Regions from separate parts of the Homo sapiens genome. Here all the other regions are linked to region 3. A link is a contact called in ENCODE Hi-C or POLR2A ChIA-PET data. All regions are on one chromosome and are shown on one strand. Each heading gives the region's core, a stretch centred on a gene start or an enhancer-like site at or near the end of the contact. The rest is flanking DNA. Distances are from core to core; before and after follow the strand shown.

What was found. A loop is a pair of places that touch in the nucleus more often than their neighbours do. ChIA-PET counts read pairs that join two places held with the same protein, here RNA polymerase II (POLR2A). Pooled maps may share reads with other maps.
Region 1: a loop to region 3 is called in a map of CD8-positive, alpha-beta T cell, with 7 times the contacts of the local background. The contact joins the promoter of ATF6B here to the promoter of BRD2 in region 3. A Hi-C loop is called at or near these places in 3 of 168 maps with a recorded cell type or tissue (CD8-positive, alpha-beta T cell, heart left ventricle and naive thymus-derived CD4-positive, alpha-beta T cell), 2 of 37 single-sample maps with no recorded cell type and 13 of 50 pooled maps. POLR2A ChIA-PET finds 5 or more read pairs at or near these places in 22 of 52 experiments (AG04449, AG04450, CD4-positive, alpha-beta T cell and 17 more).
Region 2: a loop to region 3 is called in a map of right cardiac atrium, with 7 times the contacts of the local background. The contact joins the promoter of WHR1 here to the promoter of BRD2 in region 3. A Hi-C loop is called at or near these places in 3 of 168 maps with a recorded cell type or tissue (Right ventricle myocardium inferior, right cardiac atrium and vagina) and 12 of 50 pooled maps. POLR2A ChIA-PET finds 5 or more read pairs at or near these places in 4 of 52 experiments (CD4-positive, alpha-beta T cell, CD4-positive, alpha-beta memory T cell, HEK293 and 1 more).
Region 4: a loop to region 3 is called in a pooled map, with 4 times the contacts of the local background. The contact joins the promoter of TSBP1-AS1 here to the promoter of BRD2 in region 3. A Hi-C loop is called at or near these places in 1 of 50 pooled maps. POLR2A ChIA-PET finds 5 or more read pairs at or near these places in 3 of 52 experiments (Panc1, WTC11 and activated T-cell).
Region 5: a loop to region 3 is called in a pooled map, with 3 times the contacts of the local background. The contact joins the enhancer-like site here to the promoter of BRD2 in region 3. A Hi-C loop is called at or near these places in 1 of 50 pooled maps. POLR2A ChIA-PET finds 5 or more read pairs at or near these places in 2 of 52 experiments (HCT116 and MCF 10A).
Region 6: a pooled map shows a loop between it and region 3 (11-fold over the local background). The contact joins the promoter of ITPR3 here to the promoter of BRD2 in region 3. A Hi-C loop is called at or near these places in 5 of 50 pooled maps. POLR2A ChIA-PET finds 5 or more read pairs at or near these places in 5 of 52 experiments (CD4-positive, alpha-beta T cell, activated CD4-positive, alpha-beta T cell, activated CD4-positive, alpha-beta memory T cell and 2 more).
Region 7: a map of endothelial cell of umbilical vein shows a loop between it and region 3 (6-fold over the local background). The contact joins the promoter of RNF5 here to the promoter of BRD2 in region 3. A Hi-C loop is called at or near these places in 10 of 168 maps with a recorded cell type or tissue (B cell, CD4-positive, alpha-beta memory T cell, IMR-90 and 6 more), 7 of 37 single-sample maps with no recorded cell type and 30 of 50 pooled maps. POLR2A ChIA-PET finds 5 or more read pairs at or near these places in 22 of 52 experiments (A549, AG04449, AG04450 and 16 more).

What each region holds. Positions count from the first base shown.
Region 1 is chr6:32,126,674-32,129,668 of GRCh38, reverse strand. ATF6B (activating transcription factor 6 beta) reads left to right here and starts at 1,423. Exons shown (of 18, transcript NM_004381.5): 1 at 1,423-1,552; 2 at 1,919-1,998; 3 at 2,149-2,227; 4 at 2,475-2,566. The coding sequence starts at 1,462. FKBPL (FKBP prolyl isomerase like) reads left to right here. Exons shown (of 2, transcript NM_022110.4): 2 at 1-962. The coding sequence ends at 938.
Region 2 is chr6:31,970,957-31,973,816 of GRCh38, reverse strand. It overlaps WHR1 (winged helix repair factor 1), which reads right to left and starts at 1,454. Exons shown (of 7, transcript NM_004197.2): 1 at 1,306-1,454; 2 at 1,060-1,196. The coding sequence starts at 1,405. DXO (decapping exoribonuclease) reads left to right here and starts at 1,679. Exons shown (of 7, transcript NM_005510.4): 1 at 1,679-1,888; 2 at 2,136-2,497; 3 at 2,670-2,860. The coding sequence starts at 2,142. RefSeq lists an enhancer at 1,182-1,892.
Region 3 is chr6:32,967,199-32,969,898 of GRCh38, reverse strand. BRD2 (bromodomain containing 2) reads right to left here and starts at 1,305. Exons shown (of 13, transcript NM_005104.4): 1 at 843-1,305. It overlaps LOC124901302 (a long non-coding RNA gene), which reads left to right and starts at 1,378. Exons shown (of 3, transcript NR_190904.1): 1 at 1,378-1,754. RefSeq lists enhancers at 1-72, 1-390, 1,689-2,228.
Region 4 is chr6:32,253,634-32,256,548 of GRCh38, reverse strand. TSBP1-AS1 (TSBP1 and BTNL2 antisense RNA 1) reads right to left here and starts at 1,376. Exons shown (of 4, transcript NR_136245.1): 1 at 1,135-1,376. RefSeq lists enhancers at 223-879, 880-1,537.
Region 5 is chr6:32,396,456-32,399,155 of GRCh38, reverse strand. All of the region lies in intron 4 of BTNL2 (butyrophilin like 2), which reads left to right. The region is part of intron 2 of TSBP1-AS1 (TSBP1 and BTNL2 antisense RNA 1); the gene reads right to left. Among named protein-coding and RNA genes, the nearest start is that of HCG23, 7.3 kb to the right of the region's middle. Within about 2 kb of position 1,440, at least 2 of the 41 ENCODE cell types and tissues checked have a DNase peak (open chromatin) inside an H3K27ac peak, as active enhancers do.
Region 6 is chr6:33,619,864-33,622,887 of GRCh38, reverse strand. It overlaps ITPR3 (inositol 1,4,5-trisphosphate receptor type 3), which reads right to left and starts at 1,566. Exons shown (of 58, transcript NM_002224.4): 1 at 1,197-1,566. The coding sequence starts at 1,285. RefSeq lists enhancers at 1-92, 93-642 and silencers at 1,164-1,349, 1,229-1,378, 1,389-1,558, 1,609-1,728, 1,759-2,068.
Region 7 is chr6:32,176,679-32,179,654 of GRCh38, reverse strand. RNF5 (ring finger protein 5) reads right to left here and starts at 1,250. Exons shown (of 6, transcript NM_006913.4): 1 at 1,004-1,250; 2 at 96-114; 3 at 1-4. The coding sequence starts at 1,143. It also overlaps a transcript of AGPAT1 not described here. RefSeq lists an enhancer at 962-1,490.

The sequences.
Region 1 (2,995 bases), core at 174-2,673, 840 kb after region 3:
AGCCCCGAGACCCTCCTACCGAAACGCTTGAGCTGGAAGTAAGCCCAGATCCAGCCAGCCAAATTCTAGAGCATACTCAAGGAGCTGAAAAACTGGTTGCTGAACTTGAAGGAGACTCTCATAAGTCTCATGGATCAACCAGTCAGATGCCAGAGGCCCTTCAAGCTTCTGATCTCTGGTACTGCCCCGATGGGAGCTTTGTCAAGAAGATCGTAATCCGTGGCCATGGCTTGGACAAACCCAAACTAGGCTCCTGCTGCCGGGTACTGGCTTTGGGGTTTCCTTTCGGATCAGGGCCGCCAGAGGGCTGGACAGAGCTAACTATGGGCGTAGGGCCATGGAGGGAGGAAACTTGGGGGGAGCTCATAGAGAAATGCTTGGAGTCCATGTGTCAAGGTGAGGAAGCAGAGCTTCAGCTGCCTGGGCACTCTGGACCTCCTGTCAGGCTCACACTGGCATCCTTCACTCAAGGCCGAGACTCCTGGGAGCTGGAGACTAGCGAGAAGGAAGCCCTGGCCAGGGAAGAACGTGCAAGGGGCACAGAACTATTTCGAGCTGGGAACCCTGAAGGAGCTGCCCGATGCTATGGACGGGCTCTTCGGCTGCTCCTGACTTTACCCCCACCTGGCCCTCCAGAACGAACTGTCCTTCATGCCAATCTGGCTGCCTGTCAGTTGTTGCTAGGGCAGCCTCAGTTGGCAGCCCAGAGCTGTGACCGGGTGTTGGAGCGGGAGCCTGGCCATTTAAAGGCCTTATACCGAAGGGGGGTTGCCCAGGCTGCCCTTGGGAACCTGGAAAAAGCAACTGCTGACCTCAAGAAGGTGCTGGCGATAGATCCCAAAAACCGGGCAGCCCAGGAGGAACTGGGGAAGGTGGTCATTCAGGGGAAGAACCAGGATGCAGGGCTGGCTCAGGGTCTGCGCAAGATGTTTGGCTGATTAAAAGTTAAACCTTAAAAGAGACAGGAACTTGTGAATTGTGGTCTGTGCTGTGAGATTTGGGGGTGGGGGGCCAGAGGGAAGGTTTCAGCCCATATCCCATTCTCAGCTTTTGGCTTCCTAGGGGAGGTAGCAGTGGTCACAGTGCGCCCCTTTTGAGGGGCTTATCTATCTCCGAGGACACATAGAAGCTGTCTAAACTAAACTTAGTAGTGGCTGGGGGAGATGGTGGACCTTAATACTGGGTACTACATCTCCCAGGCGCTTTATCACTGGAGCCTGTTTGGCGCATGCGCTTGGCGGTATGGCACTGTCTGGAAGTTACTTCCTGCTGCTGTGCTCCCATTGGGCCCGCCTACACAGTCATCCGCATCTGTTGATTCACGTGCTCAGCACCCAGGTCTCTTACTGGTCGGTAGAGCTTCCGGGACGCCCCCTTTTTTGAAAGAGTCAACTGATTAGTTGGTGATGGGGAGAGGCGGGCCTTGGGAACCGTCTCCTGGTTGGGGGGTGGGGGGGAAAGATGGCGGAGCTGATGCTGCTCAGCGAGATTGCTGACCCGACGCGTTTCTTCACCGACAACCTGCTTAGCCCGGAGGACTGGGGTCTGCAGAGTGAGGCACCGGGGAGGGGAGAGGGCTGTGGCAAACTGTCCCTGAGGCACGCGGGAAAGAAGCGGGGGCCTAAAGAGGAAGTCTGGGCAAATACGGAATCCGCCATCTGAAGGAGAGCGGAGCAGGGGGCTCGTTGTGCATTAAGGGGGATACAAAAGTCAGGGAAGAACTCTGCTCCCTGCTGGAACGTCGAGTTGTTCCGGGGTCGGGGAAGGAGGGGCTGAAGCGCCCTGGTTGTATCACTTTTCAAGTGGGCGGGCGGTGGGTCTGGCCGAGCGGAGCCAATGAGGGATGGGGCGGGGGCTTGTGTGCGATCTGTAGGCTGGGGCCACCGAACGACCCCCCGACGCTCAGCATTTCTTGCAGACAGCACCTTGTATTCTGGCCTAGATGAAGTGGCCGAGGAGCAGACGCAGCTCTTCCGTTGCCCGGAGCAGGATGTCCCGGTATTGTGTCCCCAGCCTTTCTCTAACCCTTGGTGGGTGGAAAGTGAGCCCAGAACCTGGACCCATTCACAGGCCATAACTCATCTGGAGTCACCCCTACTTTCTCATCCTTTCTCACACTCCTGCCCTCTTGTATCCTCCCTTATTTAGTTTGACGGCAGCTCCCTGGACGTGGGGATGGATGTCAGCCCCTCTGAGCCCCCATGGGAACTCCTGCCGATCTTCCCAGGTAAGGTAGTCTTTGTCGTTCCCTCAGATTTCCAGAAACCCTCATCTTCCCACTGTTTCCCAGAAACTACGTAGCTTCCTATATCCTCACGCTTCTACATAAGTGCCTATCCTCTCTCCTTCAATCCCCTATTTTTGTTTCTTCTCCCTTGCTGCGGTACAGGAATCCCCACCGACATGTCCTTGGGTACTTTTTGGACTCTTCTTAAGCTCTGCTTCCTGATAATTTCTAACTCCCTTTCCTCCAGATCTTCAGGTGAAGTCTGAGCCATCTTCCCCCTGCTCTTCCTCCTCCCTCAGCTCCGAGTCATCGCGTCTCTCCACAGAGCCATCCAGCGAGGTGAGAGAGCCATATCCCTCTTACTCTCTGTGACGGGGACTCTGCTTCATTCCCTTCACCCGTGGGTGACAAAGAAATGATTTAAATGATTTGTGTGCTATGAGTCATGAGGTGTGTGAGGTGTGGGGGGCCTTCTCCACTACCTTTGCCGTTTCCTTAATATCTTCATTTTCCACATCCCCTTTGGTTATCTAGCAGTGAAGATTTTTTTGTTTGTTTGTTTTTTGTTTTTTGCTTTTTTTTGAGATAGGGCCTCCCTCTGTCACCCAAACTACAGTGTAGTGACAGGGTCACAGCTCACTGTAGCCTTGACCTCCTGAGCTCAGGTGATCCTCCTGCCTCAGCCTCCTGAGTAGTTGGGACCACAGACACATGCCACCATGTCTGGCTAATTTTTTTTATTGTTTGTAAAAATGGGGTCTTCCTATG
Region 2 (2,860 bases), core at 205-2,704, 1.0 Mb after region 3:
TCCCAGGAACCTGTATTTTTTTTAACAAGCAGCCCACGTAATTTTGACACAGGCATAATAACTCAGCTCATATATTCAGTAACACTGCCTTAAATGATGGTGTTTCCCAGCATTGTGGATTTGACCCTATTAACTTCCACTCTAAACCTGGAGTCCTTAACCACGGACCTCGCAGGATTAGTAAAATATTTCCCCCCTAACTATACATACACCCTATGTATATGTGGCAAACGTGCATTTTTCTGGAGAGAGATAGCCATAGCTTTTATCACCTTCTAAAGATTACAAAAAGGTTAGAAATCACTCCTCTACCCACTCTTCCTACTGGATCTCACCACATCACAGAATTAACCACTTGCTATTCACACCTCCATGACTTGTAATTCTATTATCACTGGCCCAGAATTCTCTCCAACTCTCATATCCAACTGTCTAATACCTTTGTCTTTGGATGCTCCACATGCACCATCAACTCAACTTGTATAAAATTAAACACATTATCTGTAGTCCAACAACTAAATGTGCTCCTAATACCACCAGCCACGCAGTCATCTGGAAAGTCTGAGTTGTCCTGGACTCCTCCCTCTTCCTCACTCTCCTCTCCCTCCCTACTGCACTGACCTAATTTAGGCCTTCACCACTTCTCAGATGCAGTATCTTCTTAGCTGACCTCCCTGCCTCATCCACTATCTCCAATACACCATTCCCTCTCTCTATGATATTCTCTACCAGCCCATCGCCTCAGTGTAAGATGGAAACAACACTGATGTACAAGGCCTGTCATGATCTGACGTCTGACTGCACTCCCAGCGCTGTATGTTCGAACCATGCCCCATGACTCGGTTTCCCCAAAAGCCTCGTTCTTCTACCTCCATGATTTGAAATGCCCTGTACTACCTGCGGGACTTTTAACAGGGTCTCTGTGGCACCCCAGTGCCTGGCACAGTGCCCTCGCCTGAAAGGCCTAATGCTTGCTGAACGGCTGGCGGAGTGACTGAGTGACAGGGAATTCCAGGAGTTAGGAAAGGGGCTTCCGGCGGTCGCACCGACGCCCCTCACCAGCTGCCGGTCGGCCACGGTCCTGTCAGGCACAAGGCTGTACACCTGGCTCCTCAGCACGATGGGCGGCAGCGCGTCCTCAAACAGGCCTCGCGGGAACAGCTGCATGAGTTCTGAGACAGCCGCGCGCGCCGACCCTGGGCAGATAAATCGGCTCACGGACAGGGAACTGGGGCGGGGACGCGGTTCTAACAAAACTCTCGGCTACCGGAAGCGAGGCCCCACCCCCGGGGTTGCCATGGTTACCTGGCTCACCCCGAAGAGGATCCGACTCCACAGGCCCTCGCTTCCGCCGCCTCTTAACTCCAAAGGTCTCCGGGATCAGGTGATGCCTCTTCCAGCTCATATCCCGGGATTTTATGGTACCGGGGAAGGGGTAGGAATGGAGGGAAGAGAACCTGAAAATAGGGTCTTCCGGCGCAGAGCAGTGACGTACGGTCTCCCCGGGCGTCCCTCCTAGACCAGGTGATGACGAAAGGAGCGTCAACTTGTCGTCCCTCAGGCCCGTCAGTGCTGGGAGGGGCGGTGGCGACGCACATACCAGCATCACCTCCGCCAGGCCGGGCCCCACGCCGGCCGCGGATTGGCTCCCTCCAAGGGCACGCACGCCCGGGGACTCGTTGGCGGCGTGGAGGGGCGCCGGTGGCCACGTTGGTGTCAACCTCCTTCGTGAAGCTCACACCTCCCCCGCCCCGGGAGGGGTTTGCCCGCCACTGTCGCTGAATGATTGCATCATCGAAAGCAGAAAACCACTTTTGCATCCTTCGGCCTCTGGCGTGCCTGCCATGACGTCATAGCTCTGCGGAGGTGGAAGTTGGGGAGCTTTGAGGTAACTGGATTCTTGATCTGAGCGCAGACGTCCTTCCTAACCTCACTGCATTTGGAGGACCTGGAGGGAGGGTGGGTGAAGGGCAAGGAAAGAGGCAGGATGAGAGCTTGGCCGCGGTGGCGTCTGAGGGGCCTGAATGTTTCAAGGCCAGAGCCTGGCGATCAGGTGGCTCGCTTAGTCCTAAACCAGTCATCCTTCTCCAGGCCTCCTCTGTAGAATGGAAACTCTGTACCCCTGCTTGTCTTAGGACCTCATGGATCCCAGGGGGACCAAGAGAGGAGCTGAGAAGACAGAGGTAGCTGAGCCTCGGAACAAACTACCTCGTCCAGCACCTTCTCTGCCCACAGACCCTGCCCTCTACTCTGGGCCCTTTCCTTTCTACCGGCGCCCTTCGGAACTGGGCTGCTTCTCCCTGGATGCTCAACGCCAGTACCATGGAGATGCCCGAGCCCTGCGCTACTATAGCCCACCCCCCACTAACGGTCCAGGCCCCAACTTTGACCTCAGAGACGGATACCCGGATCGATACCAGCCCCGGGACGAGGAGGTCCAGGAAAGGCTGGACCACCTGCTGTGCTGGCTCCTGGAACACCGAGGCCGGTTGGAGGGGTGAGCAAAGCGTGGTAGGCAGTATATCTGGAGACCCGTACCTACCCTCTAAAATTAGGAGAGCCAAAGCCGGGGTGAGAATCAGTCCTTAGAAGAAACAAGACTATTCTTCGAGGGGAGCATCTCACTAATGCTTGTGTCAGACCTTCAGCCTGTAACTCCTGCCTCTCAGGGGTCCAGGCTGGCTGGCAGAGGCCATAGTGACGTGGCGGGGGCACCTGACAAAACTGCTGACGACACCGTATGAGCGGCAGGAGGGCTGGCAGCTGGCAGCCTCCCGGTTCCAGGGAACACTATACCTGAGTGAAGTGGAGACACCGAACGCTCGGGCCCAGAGGCTTGCTCGGCCACCGCTCCTCCGGG
Region 3 (2,700 bases), core at 56-2,555:
GGACTGGGGGAGGGGATGAGGGAGGCGATGGAAGAGGCCACCCTGGAGAAACCCGAAACCTTGGGAGCTGTGAAATCATTCCAGGTCCCGAGCCTCCCTCGCATCTCAGACCATGCTGTCTAGACCCCCTACTGCCAGCACCCACCTTGGGCCTGGTTTCTGTTCCTAAGCAGACCTCAAGCTTTCAGCTTGTAAGCACCCCAGCCTGGAGTAGACACGTGCTCAGTAAAGACCCTACAGGGGCAAAAGGCCCCACAGGCCGTGTCCACGTGAATGCACACAAATTCGGTAAGCGACTCGAAGCGTAACCTCCAGCCTGCGGTGTGACGACTGGAGCTCCCCTACCGCGGACACAAAGGGCGCACAGCAATGCTCCCTCCAGAGGCTCTGGGGAGAAAGGAAGTTGGCGCCTGGGAACAACCTCAGTTCACAACATGGGTGGCCAACTCCTAAAGCATTCACATCCACGGGTAGGGGCCACAGCCACCACTCCTCAGCCCACCGCCAGGTCACCCCTCCCTCGGCCGCCGATGGATCCCTTCTCACCTGGCTCCCGGCTGCTGTACCCCCAGGGGACGAATGGAATAGGGGGGGCCACACCGCCCCCTAACCCCTTTGCCCTCCAATGGGTACGGAGGCATGAGGCTGGCCATTCCCCTCCCCCCCCATGGCCCTCTCCCGCTCGCCCCCCCTCCACGCTCCCATTGGCTGTAAAAGGTTTGAAGGACAAATCTTCCCACTCTCAGGATTCTTTCCTGAACCCCAAGAATCCCCCTCCCGGACTCCCCACCATTGGTTAAGCACTTGACTGACATCTCCGCCCCACAAGGGCCCCTTCTCACCTGGATCCTAAAGCCTTCCAGGGGGCCTCCAAAGTTGCCCTCGGCTTGGTACGGGGTATGTAATCCGGGGTGTCAACCCCCCCCCAGAAAACGAAGCCGTGCTGGGGGAGGGGGCGTAGCCCCCAGCCCCTCCCTTCCCGAACGGGCTGGGGGGGTGGGGAGAGCATCGGGGCCGCGCGGCCACGTCAGCAGCACCCAGATTGGCTGACCGGGGTCACGTGCCCGCTTCCCCCCCACCCCCCGCCTTTCCCCCAGCCACGAGGACCAGCTTTCCGAACGTTCCTGGGGGTCGCGCCAAGGGGCCAAGGGGGCCGCATGGCCCAGGCCTATGTCCCGAAACCCAGAGCGCTATAACGCTGCTGCTTGTCCATATCCCCAGCTTCCTATCCCGCAGTCCTGGACTCTGTCCCCCCCACTCGCCTCTCCATACGAGTTCAGCATGGCTGCCGCAGACCAGGAACACACACAGCGCAGGCGCAAGGGTGCGCCCTGACTGGGGGAGGGGGAAGGAGGGCCAGAGGCTGCGGGGAGAGCCGTAGTGCGCAGGCGTCCGGACCGGAACCGCATCTCCGGCGGCGGGGCTTGGAGCGCGCGCTTTTCGTGGGGCGGGAGCCCGCGCCCGGGTGCTGACCTCCTGCCTCAGCGCCCCCTCCCCCACTACCCGCGGCCTAGCGGGGTAGCCTCGGGTGGCCAGGCTTGTTTCCTCCTCGGTGGGTGTAAGGTGCGGCTTCGCTGGTCCTGGCCTGAATCCAGCGGAAGCGCACGCTGCTGAGCTGTCAGCGGAGGAAAATGGGGCCTGGACCTGGAGATATGAGGGTCTGGAGAGAGGGGCCCCTTCCCTGGTGTCGTGTGGTGCGACCACTGGAGAGGGAGTTTCTCGCCCTCGTCGCGCCTGCCGCGCGGAGAGATAAGGTGCGGACCGCAGATGTGGACTTCGTATTTGGCTTTAGTCTTAGGCAGCCTTAAAATCTCTCCGTGCCGTGAACCTACGCTAGACTTTTCTTTAGTGAGACCTGTGAGTCCCTGGACCGCTCTACCTTCTACGATATTTACCAGCTGATAACTTTTCCTTCTCTATTTATTTCGTAGTGGACCGTTTAAACCTCTTATACTCTTAAAGTTATGATCTCTCCTCTCCCAAGCTTGAGTGAATTCCCCCCAAAATTTTGGAACTGGTAACATAAAATGTTATGGTGATTCAGTTGCCAGCTAAAAAGTAAGCCTTTAATTTGTCATTAGCCGATAACCTCTCCCTTGATTACCCAGAGTATGGTCCAGATTTTCACGCTGCAGACCCTAATCTCTCCTCACCGACAGATGGCACTTCACAGAACAGAAAGGCCAATTTGCAGAACTGGCTTCCCATTTCCCACCTGCAAACTGGGTCAATTGTGTATTCCTTTCTCATTTCACTAGAGGTCCTCCCTTCGGTTTGAGGAAATCCTTTACTATTGACCTGGTCAACCTTCTCTGTTACCCGGAAGCTGTCTTCCCTTCTCCCCCTTTTGACCTTTTTAAACTTTTCTCTTGGTTTCCCCGCTGACAGAAAGATAACAACCCTCTCAATATCGTGCCCTCTTAGAGACTCATGTCTCTCGGCTTCCTTGCACAGCCAAGACCTGAAATTGAAATTATCCTTACTATCTCAATTCTTTGTCACATTCTCTTTCCCCATCCCCACTCTTCAAGCTACCTCTGTCAGGCTGCTACCACCAAAACTTTTCTGGCAGATGTCACCAAGAACCTCCTAACTGGCAAAGTCAGGAAGCACTTTACAGTTCTCACTTTATTTGACCTCTGAGGCATTCGACATTTGATCATGTTTCCTTCCTGACATTCTCTCTACCCTTGACTTCTA
Region 4 (2,915 bases), core at 127-2,626, 710 kb after region 3:
AAAAACCCAAAACAGGAAGAAAGTAGCACAACATTTTTCAACTGCTAAAAAATAAGACCTATCAGCCCAGAAGCTTATATCCAGAGATAATACTCCGAGGAAACTTCAAACACATTTTTAGCAATGTTACAGAATAGTAATCAATTGTATTCCTCTATGCTAGCAATAAAAAGTAGGAAGCCAAAACTGAAGCACAGTACTATTTACAACCACTCCAAAGAAAATTAAATATTTAAGTATAAATCTAACAAAATATGTACAGAATCAGCAGGCTGAAAACTACAAAATGCTGATGAAAAAATAAAAATAGATCTAAACAAACGGAGAGACATGCAGTGTCATTTAACTGGAAGACAACAAAGATGTCAATTCTCTTCAAATCGGTCTATAGGTTTAACACATTTCCTATCAAAAGCTTCCTTTTGTAGATATAGACAAACTGGTCCTAAAATCTATATGTAAAGTCAAAAGAACAAAAATTGCTAAAACAATATTTAAAAAGAATAGTAAAGTAGGAAGAATCACACTATCCAATGTTAACATTTACTACTGTAGATTGCCAGGCCAAGATGGCTGATTAGAAACAGCTATGGTCCACAGCACTCACAGAGAGGAACAAAAGAGGCAAGTGAATACAGCATCTTCAACTGAAATATCCAGGTACTTGCATTGGGACTCATCAGGAAAACAACTCGACCCACAGAGAACAAAGAAAAGCTGGATGGGGCGACAGCCCCCCTGGGAGCGACACAGAGCCAAAGGAACCCCCACTCCCAGCCAAGGGAAGAAGTGAGTGATGGTGCGACCTCAGGAAACCATGCTTCTCCCATGGATCTTTGCGACTGGTGGATCAGGAGATTCCCTCATGAGCCCATGCCACCAAGGCCTTGGGTCCGACACACACACAGCTGTGTGGAGTCTTGGCAGAGCAGCTGCTCAGACACACACAGAGACCCACGAGCTTTACATACTCTGGCCCAGGGCGGAGCGCAGGAAGGGCCCCAAAACAGATCATATCACAACTGTTGTTCTGGGAGAAAGTAAAAGTCAAAAAAGCATTGCATTTAATTCAGGTTTCAGCCAAACTGCGAGATACCACGTTATTTAAGAGGCAGGCGGAGGAAGGAAACCTACCGCTTTGGAAGAGGCGGAGGAAATCGCTTTCTTCCCTGTGACTCAGCCCTGGAGGAATTTCCCTTTTGAAATCTTGCGGTGTTGAGTAGGACCGCCAGGCCGGCAAGCAGGAGGCGGCCTCCTCGTAACCGCCAGGCGGCGACACCTAGGGCGGCGCGGCCAGGAGGCGGGACCCCTTCTCCCCTCGCTGTTCCCCCTCGCGCCCCTTCTCCTCTCACATTTCCCCCTCACAAGCCTTCTCCCCTCCTGGTTCCCCCTCAAGCGCCTTCTCTCCTCAAATCTCCCTCAGCTTCCTTCTCTCCCTCCCATTTCTCTCCCCATTCTTTTACCTCTCCTAGTCCCGCCTTCCCCAGCACGATGGCACCTCTCTCGCCCTAAATCTTCTCCCCACTCCTCTCAACCCACTGACCGCCCTCGCCTCCCCACCCCCATCCCCTCTTCCCGCACGCACTGTCTACCTTTCTGCCCCTCCGCACTCCCGGACTTCTCAAGCACATACACCCAGCCTCATCTCACCCAACCCGGCCTATTCACTCCCTGAACCACCCCACCCCATCATCCTCTTCCTCCCCCATCTTCCTCCTCCCCAGTAGCTCTTCCCCCTCTTCCTCCTCACTTCCCCACCCCGTCACACCCCCCTCCCTCTCCCTGCCCTCGGTCTCTTCACTCCATCTCCTCCCTTTCACTGTGCTGTTTCGCGGTAGGAAGAGAAGAGTGGTGATACCTGAGGAATAAAAGGTATAACTCCCTCCCCAAACACTGCTAAAATGACTCTGAAAATAAATAATCAGGCAGACAAGGGGAACAGGGAACAGCAACAGACTGTAATGCTTTTCTGGAAAACTGGTGAAAAGCGGAGCTGATGAAAGTGGAACCTATTGTGCATCCAAAGAAATGCTACACAGAAGGAAAACCACTGTTTAGACAGAGCCCTAAATCTCTAGAAATGGAAAGCTAAAAACTAAGAAAGTCTAGGGTAAGAGGGTAAACCTGAAAAAGATGGACCTATTGAAAATCTGTATAAGAAGGAGTTAGGGCTGAGATCTTTCCCTTATTCTTGGTCTGCACATCCATGAACCTAACTTTCCCCCAATACCATTTTTGACTTAAAACAAGAATCAGTAAACTTTTTCTATAAAGGGCCAAATGTTTACTTTGGCTTTGTAGGTCCCTATGGGCTCCATCACAACTACTCACCTCTGCCTTTATAGCACAAAAGCAGTCATAGACAATACATAAATGAATGAAGAACATGGCTATGTTCCAATAAAGCTTTACTTATGGAGACTTAAATTTGAATTTCATATAATTTTCACATGTCACAAAATATTATGTGACATTTTACATGAAATGTAAAAATCATTCTTAGCTCATGGGCTATACAAAAAAAAAAAACAAGTTGCAGACTGTATTTGGCCCATTGGGTGGTAGTTTGCTCATCCCTGGCTTAAAGAAAAAAACAATTAATAAACCAGGAATAAGGCCAGGTGCAGTGGCTCACACCTGCAATCCCAGCACTTTGGGAGGCTGAGGTGGGCTGATCACCGGAGGTCAGGAGTTCAAGATCAGCCTGGCCAACATGGTGAAACCCCCATCTCTACTAAAAATACAAAATTAGCTGGGTATGGTGATGCCTGCCCGTAATCCCAGCTACTTGGGAGGCTGAGGCAGGAGAATCTCTTGAACCCAGCAGGCAGACGTTGCAGTGAGCCGAGATCATGCCATTGCACTCCAGCCTAGGCAACAAGAGCAAAACTCCATCTCAAATAAATAAATAAAAT
Region 5 (2,700 bases), core at 191-2,690, 570 kb after region 3:
GGGGAGCTGATTGGTGAGAACACATGGATGCATGGCAGGGAACAACACACACTGGACACCTGTTGGGGGATGGGGGAGGGAGAGCATCAGGAAGAACAGCTAATGGATGCTGGGCTTAACACCTGGGTGATGGGATGACCTGTGCAGTAAGCCACCATGGCACATGTTTACCTATGTAACAAACCTGCACATCCTGCACATGTACCCCGGAACTTAAAATTGAAAGAAAAAAAAAGTGGGTTAGGCATAGTGGCTCCCAAGGAGCTTGTATTCTAGTAGAACATCAATTATTAACAAACAGGGCTGCATGATTTTTTTAGCACTTTAAACTTTAGTTTTACTTGGATTCTGGACAAAAGGAGTTTTGTCTGTATCTGTAATGCATCAAATTAATTGAATCTCCATACTTACATTTTGCTTCCTTCAGTCTCCATTGAAGTCAATTTTAGCTCTTAATTACCTATGTCAGGCAGGGCAAGCCAGTTTAAGATCTAATATGTGCACAGGTCACACACGGACAGGGAATAAAATCCTCATATGGATAAAGGAGATGAGGAAACAGTCTGTTTTATTAAGTAATTTACCGTAAGCCATGTGGATGCAGAAACAGCCCCAAACTAATCCCTAGTCCATTTTTTCTGATTCTTGTCTTCAGACTTTAATAGATACATAGGAGAGGAAAATAATATTGTTTTAGGTAAAATTACAGGACAAAGCAAACAAAATGCTGGAAATAACTGGGAGTCAACTGTTACCTGGAATGGAAGGTAATAATCTGAAAATTCAAATTGTGTTGACAGGGACTTTCCTCTCTACAAAGGTAGCTGGCAGTTTTCGGCCAATGACATAATGGGATGTTAACGCCTTTGGCCAGTGACTCTATGCAGAGAACCAACAATTTTATGCTTGTGTTTCTATTATAAATGATCACACCTTATGCAAAACCATTCTTATCATTTAACAGAAAAGGACGACACTTAATTTAGAATAGAGAAAAAATGGCACGGGCAGGGCCTGATGAGAATGGAAAATGTAATATAGCTTGGGCCCAGGAAAGCCCTCAGAGAACATCTTTCCCCACTTTGCACAGTGAGAGAATTAGACCCCTTTTTTACATTCATCATTGTTTCACAATTTGTACTTTGCCGACTTCCCCAATTATTGATCTTAAAATGTTAATTTTAATTTTCAAAATTATTTGAGGACATTCAACTGGTGTGTGTCTATAACTCCACCTATGTGGAGCATTGGGGAAATAAAATATAGCGGCTGGACCAGACTTACAAGGTACTATAAAGTCCACCTAGAGGAAAGCTTCTTCAAATATCATTACCAAAAGTCCACATGAGACATGTTTTTAAACCCCTCCCTATTACCACGTCAGAGGGTGGGGATGGCTCCAACGCCTTCAAGTCTCACAGGTCTGTGCACCTCTGCTCACGCTGCAGGGTCTTCCAGGCACTTAATGCAAACTATTTTGTTCAACTCTGAAACATTATGATTTTGGTAGTTGTATAGCAAATTTACAGTTTAAGAAACTGAGGCATTAAGAAGTAGTTTAAGACAGATTAAGAAGTAGTTTAAAATCATACAGAATTGAAGTGTTAGAAGAAAAACTTTAGACAGACTAAATTTAGCAGAGTCTAACTGAGAAAAGGATGACTCATAAACAAGCCATCCCTCAGAATCAGAACGGTTTCAGAGAATTCAAAGCAGCAATTTGGTCAGACAGCATTTATGGACAGAAAATGGAAATGAGGTACAGAAAACAGAAGTGAGGTACAGAGACAGCTCTATTGGTTGCAGCCTGGCGTTTGCCGATTTGAACAGGGTTTCAACAGTTGGCTGCCTGCAACTAACAGAAGTGCAGCAGCTGCTACTCAGCTATTTATTACAAAAGTGTACTCCTAAGTTAGCCTTAGCTCCTAAGTTAGGCTTATTCATAAAATAATTTTGCAATTAAAACTCTCAGAATAAAATGAGCAATTTATAAATTTGGCCCCAGGATGCCTCTGTACCTGAGTGCTTATGTAACAAACTGCAACCTAAGTTAGGCTTTCAGTAGTTGACGTACTAAGTTAAATTGCAGTTTGTTACATAAGGAGTCAGGTACAGAGGCATCTGGGGCCAAATTTATAAACTGTTCACTTTATTCTGGGTGTTTTTTGTTTGTTTGTTTTTAAAGTCTCGCTTTGTCACCCAGCCTGGAGTGCAGTGGCATGATCTCAGCTCACTGCAACCTCTGCCTCCCGGGTTCGAGCAATTTTTCCACCTCAGCCTCCTGAGTAGCTGGGATTACAGGCACCCACCATCATGCCCGACTAATTTTTGTATTTCTGTAGAGACGGGGTTTCACCATGTTGGCCAGGCTGGTCTTGAACTCCTGACCTCTGGTGATCCACCCGCTTCGGCCTCCCAAAGTGCTGGGATTATAGACTTGAGCCACCACACCCAGCCTATCTGGGAGTTTTAATTGCAAAATTATTTTATTATTGGTCTGTAAACTGAAAAAAATACAGGTAGAAGCAGGTAGGGATTCAATTACTGTTTTACTCAGACTGACACACATCATGGAATGATTCCTCCTTAAAGAAGAGCAACCTCTATTCTGAGTCCATGAAACCCCCACCTCACCTAAGGATGACCCTGAGCCTCACAGCAACCCTGGGATGCTCATGGTTTCTAAACTCCAATGGAGCT
Region 6 (3,024 bases), core at 317-2,816, 650 kb before region 3:
GAGAACTCCCTGCTTGGCAGAGCCAGCCCTCCAATCCCACAATCCATTCCCTTTACACCAAGATGAAAGCTAAACTCCCAGCAACCCTGGGAGAGACCAGTGACCCCTCACCTCCCAGGCTTGGGGTGAGCCGGGCCCTGTCCAGCATCAGTCCTGAGCTGAGGGTGCCAGGTTGTCCTCCAAGGCCATCAGAAAGAAGGCACCACGCGGCTGGCTGGTCCCACTCAGTGGATCAGCAGAGGAGGGTGGGTGTACCCTAGAGGACAGCCATGTGTGGTTGGGAGGATGAGACAATTTAACCCAGGCCCCCAGACTGTAAACGGGACAAAGATAGCCGACCCTGCCCTGGGGTCTGGCTGGAGAAACCACCTACGCTCCCATCCAGCGAATCACATCCAGCTGCTCCTCTGAAGATAAACCCATCCTCTCTACCTAATTTCTCTCCTGCCCTCTCCCTGCTACAGGCCTGGCCCTCTCCAGGGACGTGAACTGATTCCCTGTTCATCCAGCCCAGACCCTGGGAGGTGGCGGCCAGAATTAATTAATGTTTGTGAAGTGCTGGAGAGAAGCTAGAACCAAGGACCCAAGGGCGCCAGATGACCGGCGCAGGAAATTGAATGGGAGAGGCGGGGAGAAGGGGCAGCTGGCCAGGACCTTGAAGCCTGGAAGGGGAGGGCTGAGAAGACACTCCTACTGAAGCTGGGAAGAACAGGGAGAGAGCTGTGAGGAGAAGGTGCGACCCCTCAAAGGCACCACGGGATCGGTAATAGAGGATTACGGGCTCCAAGCTGAGCCTGCCCACTCCCGACAGCTCCGCCCTACCCTCAGAGCCGGGCACGTCTCGGCCCGGCTGCCCTTCCCCAACTCAGCCTCCAGCCACCCACCTGCCCGCCCCCGGGACCACCTGCAAAGGAAGCCTCCGTCCCTCCGCCCCCTCCAAAGGCGTGCGCGGGAGGGTAGAGGCTGCGCCGCCGAGGGAGGCTCCTCCTGCCAACTCCAGTAGGGAGCCCGAGTCCTACCTGAGCAAACACTTCACTTCCTTTCTGTAAAAGAAGGAGGCGAGCCGTTCCCGCTCCTTGAGACTAGGGGGACGTCCAGGCCTCTATCGGGGGGCGGCGGCTGGACGCACGCAGCTGGCACCAGGGCCCACGGCGCCCCCTCTTTACCCGCGCCCCTCTCGAGCTCGGCTCACTCACCCCAAAGTGCTGATGAAGCCATTGACGGAGCCCTCGGCGTACAGGGAGACGATGTCCCCGATGTGAAGAAAGCTGGACATTTCACTCATGGCTGCGGCCCTCCGGGGCCCAGGGCGTGGGGGGCGCCTAGGGGCGCGTGGCCAAGCTCAGTGCGGAGGACTGAGGCGTCCGGGGAGCGGGGAGGGGTACGCTCCCACCTCGGATCCCGACGCTCGGTGCGGCCGGGGCGGGCTGGCGGCCACGGGAGCCAGGAGGCGGCTCGGCGGGGCCCGGGGTCCGGGTGAGGAGGTGCCCACGTCTTGGCGCGCCCGCCGCCCGCCCGCCCCGCCCGGCCCGCGCGTACCTGCAGCGTAGAAGGAGCAGGAAGTCTGGGGCCACCACACACATGCAAATCCCGCCCGGGAGGCGGGGAGGCCACACCCCGCCCCCCCTCCCCCCGCAGCTCGCCCGCCGGCACCCATGTGCACCCGCCTGCCTTCCCGCGCCCCGCGCTCCTCGCGCGTCCGGGGCCCGGCCTCCCGGACGCCGAATGCGCCGCCAGCCCTCCTGATCTCCAGAGGCGTCCTGCAAGGCACCGGGTCTAGGGGGCTCTCGGAGCTGCCATCCCTGGGAGGCCCAGGCGTAGTGGGGAGCTCTCCGCCCTCGGGGTTCCCGGACTATCTGCACCCGGGCCCTCGGCTGGCTAAGAGCCAGTGCAGGCGCCCGCGGAAGGGGGAGTCCAGCTCTCCGGCGGGCGTCACCCCGGAGCCGCTCGCGGAGGGCGCGCCCTGGAGCGCCCTGGCCGCGGCCGCCCTGCGGCCACCGCGCGGTCTCCGCGCCCAGCTGAGAGCAGGCTGGCGCCCAGAGGCGCGCTCATCCCTTTGCAGAGCAAATTCGGGATTCATTTTTCTCAACGTGAAAAGCCTTTTCATTGCACAATAGAAAGTGCTCAGGCTTGGAGGGGAAATGAAGCAATGGGGTGGGTTTTGTTTTTTTTCTCTCCGCATTCCTGTGTACAAAGAGATCCAACTTCCGAATCAGTTCAGCCGCTCCCTCTCCAGGAGTTGGCTCCAAAACTCTTGGCTCCTTCCGTCTTTCCTTTCAAAAAAAAAAAAAAAGCAGGGATGAAAATTACCTTCGCTAGTTGACAGAGCACCCAAGCGCTAACGATGCCAAGTCTGGGTGCCGGCCCCCTGGGAGTGACCCGCTGCGGCAGCGCCGCCAGGCTCTGGCTCCCGAAGTCCTGCCCTCAAATTCGCGTCCCGGGCTCGCTTACTTTCTGTTCTGTTCCCCGGTGCTTGGGTGTTTGCTTCCTAGTCCTTTATTTGAACGCCTAAGATAGGGTGCCCATTGCCACCGCCATCCGATCACTTTTGCTCCCTTCGGACCCCCCAACCCCACTTCCTGAGTTGTGGGGGGGCGTTTGTCCCTGGGAGAGAGGGAGGAGGGGACTCGGTGACTGAAGCAGGAAGAAGAGAGGCTAGGGGAGGGGTGGAGACAGCTAAAAGCAAAGAGACAGCTGCTGACCCTGGGAGGAGAAGAGCCCCAGGCAGTGGTTTTTTTGTTGTTGTTGTTGTTTTGTTTGTTTGTTTGTTTGTTTGTTTTACGAAGACCCCCAGGAACGATGTGGGAGGGAAGGACACCTCCAGGATCGCTAAGTACCGTGTTTTACAGTTTTGTTTTGTTTTTTCACCATGGCAAACAGTAACAAGTTTTACAGCAGACCAGTCCACACCTTCGTCTATATATAAGCAAAACAATAGATCACCAAACAATACTTACTTTTATGACCTTTGATGCATGCTGATATTTTCTATTCTATTTCAGTTGTGTTCTTGTTGTTGCTTTA
Region 7 (2,976 bases), core at 1-2,500, 790 kb after region 3:
GCCACTGGGGAGAAAAAAGGTGGTTTCCAGTATACAAGAGGGTCTTACAGCTCCTCAGACCTCCCCATTTCCCTCTTCATCTCCTGAGTACGCACCTGATGAAGACATGGCCAACTGGATGGGGGAGAAAAAAAAAAAAAGGTCAAACTAGCTACAGAAAAGAGAGACACAGACCCTAGACTTCGCAGAATCCCATCTAACCCCTCTTCCCAAGCAACCTGCTGTTGCTTTTCAGATTTTCTGCAACCTCTACCATGCCAGCCAACTTAGTTAGCCTTCCTGCTTGTCTGATCTTCCAACACCTAAAGCTCTGTCCATCCTCAACACACTCAACCCTCTCCTTTCTCCTCTCCCCAACAAACACATACAAATTTTCGTGCCCTCTCTTTTCTGCCTTTCAAGTTAATTTCTAATTTCCTTCAGCCACCTCTTTCTGGGTCTCCTCTTTTCAACCCCAACCCCATCACTCCAAACCAAACCCCTTTACTAGCACATTCCCCCATTACTCACTTTCAAGCTCAATAATGTCCCTATCTTTATGACCCTTTAACCTTTCAAGTCTGCCTCTCCACAGTGCCCTTATACCAGCCCCCTCCCAGATCTCATCTGAATGTGATCCATATTTCCTGGTTCTCCCCGACTCAACTGATGCGTGCCTCCCTTAACCTTTGTGTCTCACTTGTTTCCACCTGCACAGCTAAGACCCCTCACTTCTCTGGGGTAAGGTGGCTCGGGTCTCACATTGTCCTGCCACTCCCCGCCCCACCTTCTCTTCTCAGCACATCACGTGCCTCAGCTCCTGGTTCCTAAGACCTTTCTTTCCACAGATCTCGACCGTTATACTCCCACCCACACATACCAGCAAAGTCTTATGTCTCCTGTCGGGCTTCACCTATGGGAACGTGCCCTCCGATTATCTGTATGACTGTATGATTATTCGCTCCTAGCCTCTCCAGTATATAAGCGAGACCCACCACCTCCCGCCCCCCTCCTCGATTCTCACCAGTACAGGTGGCCACACACACTGACCACAGCTTCCCGAGCAGTCTCCAAACATATATTACATTCGAAGGTCGCGCCCGCCCCGCCCCGCTCGCGATTTGGCCCTTCGGGGCCCCCGTCCTCCTCCTCCGCTGCTGCCATGGCCGGTTTTGTTTCGCCCCACGTACCCTTCAGTCCCCCCAAATACACATACACACGCCCCAACAAACCAGAAACCACCTCCTGCCCACGATCGTTGGGCAGGCTTCAAGGTTTCCTAATCACTATTGGTCTGAATGCCTGCCAGTCACAAAGAATTCAAAAGAAAGGATTGGCCCAAAGGGTAGGGGCGGGAAAAGGTTAGTGCAGTCCTGCCTTCGCACAATGGCTATTGGCTGATACGGTCTAAGTCAATGTGCAATGCCAAGGGATTGGTAATAACTCGCTACACGCTGTCGCCTGGCCAAGGAGGGCTTTATTCGTCTGAGTAGTTGTCAGTCATAACCAAAGCCATAAGCAATTTGCTCGGGACTACCTATAGACCTCGCCCACTATAAGCCCCTTTCTTTCCTTCGCTTCCTCTTTTAGAGAATGTCCGGATTGCTATTGGACTTTGGAGCGTATGGCTCCAAATCAACTCATTGGCTAAAACTTGACGGAAAATGGTGGTTAGGTAAAACGCGCCTGCGCAGCACGCGGCGGGACGGGGGTGGGCCAATCCTGTGAGGGTTTAACCTTCTCTTTTTCCACCTCTTCACCCCTATCTTGTCGCCATGGTGACTGCTCTACAATTGGCGAGGCTTGCACTTCAAAGTCCTAGGCTCGCTTCATCCGGGTCCTTCAGCTGTGGACTTTCTGCTGATTGGGCCTTTTCCTTTTCCCCTGATTGGCCGACATCGGGAAAGACGGCGAAGAGCTAGGAAAAGAGGGAAAACACTAGGGTCGCAGGGTTCAAAATGGCTCCAACCTCCTTTGGTGACGTAGAGAGCAGAACTTGGGTCTGCCCCTCCCTTTTAGTTAAGGGAGCAGAACTGGGATTAGCCCGACGTTTGGATAGTGGGAACATCGATCTGCGGCGCTGGTGTTAACCCAACTCATTCGGCTGGACGACTCAGCCCTCCCCATATTAGGTGATTTACAGAGCAAAACTGAACTAAAGGCCCACCCCTTTCTTAATGTTGTACACAGAGTAGAACAGGATTGACTTCAACTCCGTTTTAAACCTTCAGAGCAGGAAAGCTCTGGGCTCAACCCCTTTGTGAGTGGTGCAAAAGGGACAAAGCCCGCCCCTTTTAAGGAGACCCGCGGAGGCTAGACCCGCCCTTTCCTCTTTATAATTTGCCCATCAGAAATAGGGTCTTCTTCCCAGGTTGGACCCCGGGGAGTTTGGGCTTTTCCTACAATCACTGACCCTCACTGTGACTAAAGGAGCAGAATTAGGTAACAGTCCTCCCACTACCAATCCTCTTCCCGAGGGCATGTAAACTAATGCAGGGTAAAGGTGTGGCTAGAGGGGGGACCTTGATAAAAGATCCCATGTGACTCAAGAGTAAGGAAAGATGAGAAGTTAGCAGTTGCGTAAAGAAGGACTGGGGCAGATGAGGATTCAGGAAGCTTGAGGTTTAGGAAGGAAGATATTGAGAGGGAAAGGTGGAAATGAAGGAGAGTGAAGTGATGGAATGATCCTAGTAAAGGGATAATGGGAGTGGAGGAAGAGAAGAGGGGGTGGAAAACTAGATACATGGCTACCAAATTAAGGAGGCACGCGCATTCCAGAGGAATCGGCATTCTTCCTCACTTTTTATTTTTCTAGAAAGCACCCCTGAAGCCAAATTTCCATTGGAAGAAAAGATGTACCCATATTGTATGTTGTGAGAAGGGGTTGTCTCAGCTTGGGCAAGTAAGGAGACTGATACGAAGGAAGTAGGAAAGAAAAGGTACAGAGGTAAAAGAGCATGGAAAAGGAAAGGGTCAGGGATAAGGCCAAAGAGATCT